2 separate regions of the Homo sapiens genome follow, and region 2 is linked to region 1. Evidence: chromatin contacts called from ENCODE Hi-C data. All regions are on one chromosome and are shown on one strand. The core of a region is the stretch at or near the end of the contact, and the rest is flanking DNA. Distances in the headings are between cores, read along the strand shown. Region 1 has its middle 12 kb from the start of BTNL3. Region 2 overlaps OR2V2 (olfactory receptor family 2 subfamily V member 2).

Region 1 (2,842 bases), core at 197-2,696:
GCAAAAACAATAACAACAACAAAATACAATAAAAAAGGAGGCTATCCACAGAAAAGAACACTGGTGAGACTGGCATATCTGAGACTCCAGGAGATGGCTAGGGTCAAAGAAGAAAGGTGAAAGCTACTGATATCAGCCGCATGGCAGGAACCACCATGGTCCCCAGGGGCCTTCTTCAAACAAGACACTGGCATGTTTTGTCACTGAGTTAAGAAACAGATATTTCTGTTGGGGGAACCCCATAGAGGAAGGCACAGCTTCACAACCCTCCCTTACCCAAGAAGCTGCTGCTGTTGAGCCACTTTGGGAAATCACCTGCCTCCTCTCTCAACCTCATGCATGCCATAACCCCCAAGCCTCAGCTGCTCCATGGATGCCCACGCTTCAGAGACTGGAGCCATCACCATACCAAGCTGGTGTACACTCCAGGCCCTGGAGCCAAGGTCTCTCTAAGTGTTCCCTGAATCCAGGCACAAGCTGAGCCGTCATAGAGAGGCAGGCCCTGACCTGATCCTGAAACACTGTAACTCTGAACACACCTGTGGCAGGAACTGGGGAGATGTATATTAAAGGATACGAAGTCTCAGTGATACAGACGCATGCATCCAGAGATCTGAAGTACAACATGAGGGCTATAGTCAATGATATTGTAGTGTATACTGCAAATTTTCTAAGAGGATAGATTTTAGGGGCTCTTAACCACATGCACACAAAATGATAGATGTTAATTTGCTTGACTGTAGTAATCATTTCTCTATGAACATGTATCAAAACATTATCTTGTGTACCTTAAATACACATAATAAAAAAGATAAGGCGAATGTGAAAACTCAGCGGAGACCTTCTATGAGTGCCCCTCCACCTTCCTTGTGTTTCCTCCTGACTCTCTCTTGCATGGAACTTCTATTGCATGCAGAGAATTCATTTTGCTGTTTTCAAATATATGCTATTGTGCTATTCTTTAAGACTACTACCCATAATAACACTGAGCTTTAAAAATCATTCCCTACTTATAGCTTTTTAGCCTATAAGCTTAGCTTACTAGTGTAAGAAAGAAAGAGAAAAGAAACACCAAAAGTGGCTTAACAATTAAAGACAGGTTTATTTTGGAGAATAAACTTGAGAGGGGCTTCTGGCCAAGTTAGGTTAGAGGCATTTTTTCTTACACACTAAGAGTTTTTAAGGGTTTGATGTGGGACAGCTTATTATAGGCTTGGAATGTTTCTTGTGTTTCTTTGTCTCGCTTATCTGGGAGGGAGAGTTTGTGTGCATTTCCATCCATTTTCCTGAAGCTGCAGGTATACCCCGAGTCTACTTTTAGCTTCCCTATCTTAGTGCACGTAAAGGGAAAGGAATGTGCTTACTAGGGCCCACTGTTTCACTGGGGCCCATTGTATGAGGGTGAAGTTTGGCTGTTACCCAAGAGACTTTCCCCCCTCCCTCTGTGCCCAAGGTGTCTTATCTGTGTTTTACTGTCTGCTCCTTCCGGCTGCTTGTAGTTAGAAGAGAAGTGACTTCCTTGAAATGCAGGAGGCTAGAAAAGGGGCTGGAAATTAAAGTGGCGATGTTTGACTGACATGACGGTGCTCCTGCCCTGTCATTCTAGACCCTATAGTTATAAAAGGATGAGGGGCAATATTTTTGTTTGTTTGTTTGTTTTGCTACTTCCTGCTGGGGGGGGGGTGGCAGACAGATTTCTGGTTTTGGATTGGCTGAAGGAGCAATGCCATTTGTAGATGTTTTGGGTAGTTGTTTGTGAAATAGCCATGATTCTATTGGTTAAGAATTTTTGAAAAAGCTGAATTAGGTAGGGTAAAAACATGAGTCCTGGGCTTTTTAGCAGCATTTTTTATTAGGCCTGATTGGTTGAGATAGAAGCAACTTTTTTTTTTTTCCAATGAGAGGTAGAGGCACATGTTTGGAAAGGCCTATGTGTTATTTTTTGTTAGTAACTGTTATTCCTACTATGAGGATCATAATTAAGCAAAATGCTACAGTAATTGAGATTCTCTGTCCGATATTTTACCCTGAGGGTGCTACCGTATATAGTTTTCCTGCAAATAGTAAAGTGAGTAAAGCAATTCCTGCAAGGGTGGCATAGTAAATAATTTCCATTAAAAACGTTTTAATATTTGGCTTAAAACGAGAAGTAGAAATGACAAAAAGTATTTGGTGAGATAGAGGTGAGACTGAGTAAGATGAGTAATTTTTACTTACGAACTTATTTTTTGTGCTTTTAGCTTAAGATTATTTATGTTTTGTACATTGATATTTGGGACATTTCTCTGGGCTGTTAGGAGTTGCTTCCTCAGATTTTTAAGCTTTGACTTGAGTGTGATGTATTTAGGAGTTGATTTCTGTAATGGATATAAGTTAAACTGTAGCAAATAGTAAAAACTGAAAAATATTAGGCAAGACTAGAATTTAACAACAGGTGTGCTATAGTGTTTGAAACATAATTTTCTCTGTTCCGTTTTCCATGTTTATTAAAAGACAAGTCATGGTAGGACTGATTTGCTTTATTATACTTGGCTTAATTATTTGCATACAATTCAGCAAGAATAACTATTTGCTACATAGGCCTTTTAAATTGGCTTTGATGGCACTTTGTTTCATAGAAGGAATTTGAGATAAGACTTTTTGAAGCCAAGCCCAGCCATGGATTTGTACTATTAAACACCTATGAGTTGGCAGAATTCCTTTCCTCTTCAGGTTTTAAGATAACTTGGGGTTCCTGGCCTGCGAGAAACTGACATTCTTTACTTACCACAGGTCAGAAACCCTGTACAGGGGCTGTGTACACAGAATCTGAGGCCAGTGTCCAAGGGCTATATTGGCTCCA
Region 2 (2,948 bases), core at 348-2,847, 180 kb after region 1:
ACTTGGGAGGCTGAGTTCCTTGGGAGGCTGAGGCGGAAGGATTGCTTGAGCTTAGGAGGCTGAGGCTGCAATGACCCATGATCATGCCACTGCACTCCAGCCTGGGCCACAGAGCAGAAGCCTGTCTCGAAAATAAATAAGTAAATAAATAAATAAACAAAAAATAAAAAGAAAACATGTGAAAGCACAGGAGAGTAAAAGAAGCAAGAATCTTGCCAGGGGACATGGGAGTTTTTGTTACTTGCTTCACTTTTGTGTATGCCTGACATTTTTTATAATTAACAGTTTAAAATGCTCAAGGCCAGTTTTTTTTTTGCCAACTACCTTACCAAATCCTTTCCCATCAAGTTGTCTGTTCATTTTATTGGGTGATTTTGGGGCATAGATGTGACAAATCTTCATTGCAATCAGTTAGGTCAATGTTTTGTGTGTGTGTGTGAATATAAAAAATTGCTTGAAGCCAGGCATGGTGGCTCATTCCTATAATCCCAGCTGATAATGGGGAGGCCAAGGTGGGAGGATCACTTGAGCCCGGGAGTCTGACGCTGCAGTGTCACTGCACCCCAGCCAGGGCAACTCAGAGAGATCCTATCTCTACAGATTAGAAATGTTCCATTTCAGCTGGACAGGGTTTCTCATGTCTGTAATCCCAGCACTTTGGGAAGCCAAGGCAGGAGGATCACTTGAGCCCAGGAGTTTGAGACCAGCCTGGGCAACATAGCGAAACCCCATCTCTAGAACAATTAAAAATAAAACATGAATTTTAAATTTAAAAATTGCTCTACACCTCCATTTGGAAAGACTGTGTATGTGTTTGTGTCACGTATGAAAGCTAAGCTGGCATCTCCATAACCACGGGGCTCAGATCTGTCCTGATCACGTTGAGCCCCATAGCCTGACCCTGGAGGAATGAGTATCTGCTGTTGTGAATGAGGCCAGCACCCTTCCCCACCCAGGAAAACCAACGGCCACAGGAGGGCAGCAGAGAGCCACGATCCCAACCAGAGGAGAAAGCACAGACAGCATGGGGCAGGTGCAGGCGCTTATGTTTGTTTATTGGTTTGTTTTCTTTTTTATTTAAGTGACCTGTGCCATCGTATTGGGCTGAAATAGCCAGGGATGTGGCCATACAGACAGATCTAGTGTAGGTGAAAAAGAGAGCGGAGTGGGGTCCAGACTATTCCAGCCTCCCTCCTGCTGCCCTTGGCAAGGCTGCCAGCCTCTCTGTGCCTCGGTGTCCTCATCTGTCACATGGGGATAATAACAGTATGGACTGCAGGGGGCTGGCAACAGTAAAGAGAGTGAGGTGCGTGGCGGCAGCACAGGTCGGCCCAGGAGGACCCCGTGGGAGCTCCTACTGACTGCGGAGAAGATCAGCAGAGGCCCCGCTGAGGACGGCCTGGGGGAGGTGCAGGGAAGGGGCTCATGGGAGGGTGGTGGGGAACACCTGCAGGCAGAGGATGGGTGTGATTGTGGGGACCTCAAAAGCCACACCCAGAGCCAGGGGGTGCTGCAGGGCAGAGGCTGCAGCGGGGAAGTGCCCATGGCCCGAGGTCCCTGTGGGCGAGGCCCTCCTCTCTAACCCACAGCCATCCCCCAGGCCCAACTTTCAGGGGTGTGGGAGGTCTGCCTGTCTCCCGAAGACCCACTGTGGTCACTAACAGACTGGGACGTACATGAGGGTGACCCAGGCAGGCAGGTCTGGGCCTCCCTGGAGCTGGCAACCGTGCTCCCATCATCCCTGTCCCAGGGCCTGTGTGGTCCTGAGCTGACACCCGAGGGTGACACCCCACACTCCACACATGGCAGAGTGAAATAATAGCACCCTGGCCATGGTAGCGCACGCTCACAGCCCCTCCAGCACAGAAATGCAGGGAGCAGGGGGCAGCGTCGGGGGTGGCCAAGGCTTTGGCCTGTGGCAGGCCCTGAGCTCAGAAGGATGCAGGGGCTTTGCCCAAACCCACACTAGGTGCAGGGCCGGGGAGGCTGTTTCAGGAGGCGAAGGAAGGGCCCCGGGCGGTGAGGGGAGAGGCTGGTTCCGAAAGTGTGGGCGACGCAGCCAGAGCCTGATGACTGAAGAGTGAGCAGGCGGTGGGGCTTCCTAGGAGGCAGTGAGGAGAGGCAGCCCAGACCCAGTGAGATCACACCTAGGATGTCCCCAAGAAACCCCCAGGGCTGGGGCCAGGTCGTGCATCGTCATTGGGGGTGGGGCCAGGACGAGCATCGTCACTGGGGGTGGGGCCAGGACGAGCATCGTCACTGGGGGTGGGGCCAGGACGAGCATCGTCACTGGGGGTGGGGCCAGGACGAGCATCGTCACTGGGGGTGGGGCCAGGACGAGCATCGTCACTGGGGGTGGGGCCAGGACGAGCATCGTCGTTGGGGGTGGGGCCAGGACGAGCATCGTCGTTGGGGGTGGGGCCAGGACGAGCATCGTCGTTGGGGGTGGGGCCAGGACGAGCATCGTCGTTGGGGGTGGGGCCAGGACGAGCATCGTCGTTGGGGGTGGGGCCAGGACGAGCATCGTCGTTGGGGGTGGGGCCAGGACGAGCATCGTCGTTGGGGGTGGGGCCAGGACGAGCATCGTCGTTGGGGGTGGGGCCAGGACGAGCATCGTCGTTGGGGGTGGGGCCAGGACGAGCATCGTCGTTGGGGGTGGGGCCAGGACGAGCATCGTCACTGGGGGTGGGGCCAGGACGAGCATCGTCATTGGGGGTGGGGCCAGGACGAGCATCGTCATTGGGGATGGGCAGCCATGTGGATGAGCCGAGAGATTCCAGTGGGGAAAAAGGAGACGAGGCCGAGATTGATGATCTAGAGGCGCCCGCAGCCTCACAGACCCAGGTGCCCTGGCAAGCACAGCCCTGCTCACACAGCAGACATGGGGGTGGGGATGACTGAGTGTGTGCATAGCAGGGAACAGATAAATGAGCCTAAAGGCATGGATA

The links. Hi-C counts contacts between places; a loop is a spot of excess contacts on that map. Pooled maps may share reads with other maps.
Region 2: a loop to region 1 is called in a map of GM12878, with 2.7 times the contacts of the local background. The contact joins two enhancer-like sites. A Hi-C loop is called at or near these places in 1 of 168 maps with a recorded cell type or tissue (GM12878), 3 of 37 single-sample maps with no recorded cell type and 3 of 50 pooled maps.

Annotation. Positions count from the first base shown.
Region 1 is chr5:180,975,310-180,978,151 of GRCh38, forward strand. No RefSeq gene overlaps it. Among named protein-coding and RNA genes, the nearest start is that of BTNL3, 12 kb to the right of the region's middle. RefSeq lists an enhancer at 198-387. Within about 2 kb of position 1,447, at least 2 of the 41 ENCODE cell types and tissues checked have a DNase peak (open chromatin) inside an H3K27ac peak, as active enhancers do.
Region 2 is chr5:181,158,499-181,161,446 of GRCh38, forward strand. OR2V2 (olfactory receptor family 2 subfamily V member 2) reads left to right here. Exons shown (of 2, transcript NM_206880.2): 2 at 1-787. Among named protein-coding and RNA genes, the nearest start is that of TRV-AAC1-2, 4.2 kb to the right of the region's middle. RefSeq lists enhancers at 952-1,708, 1,709-2,464, 1,885-2,064, 2,639-2,928. Within about 2 kb of position 1,598, at least 21 of the 41 ENCODE cell types and tissues checked have a DNase peak (open chromatin) inside an H3K27ac peak, as active enhancers do.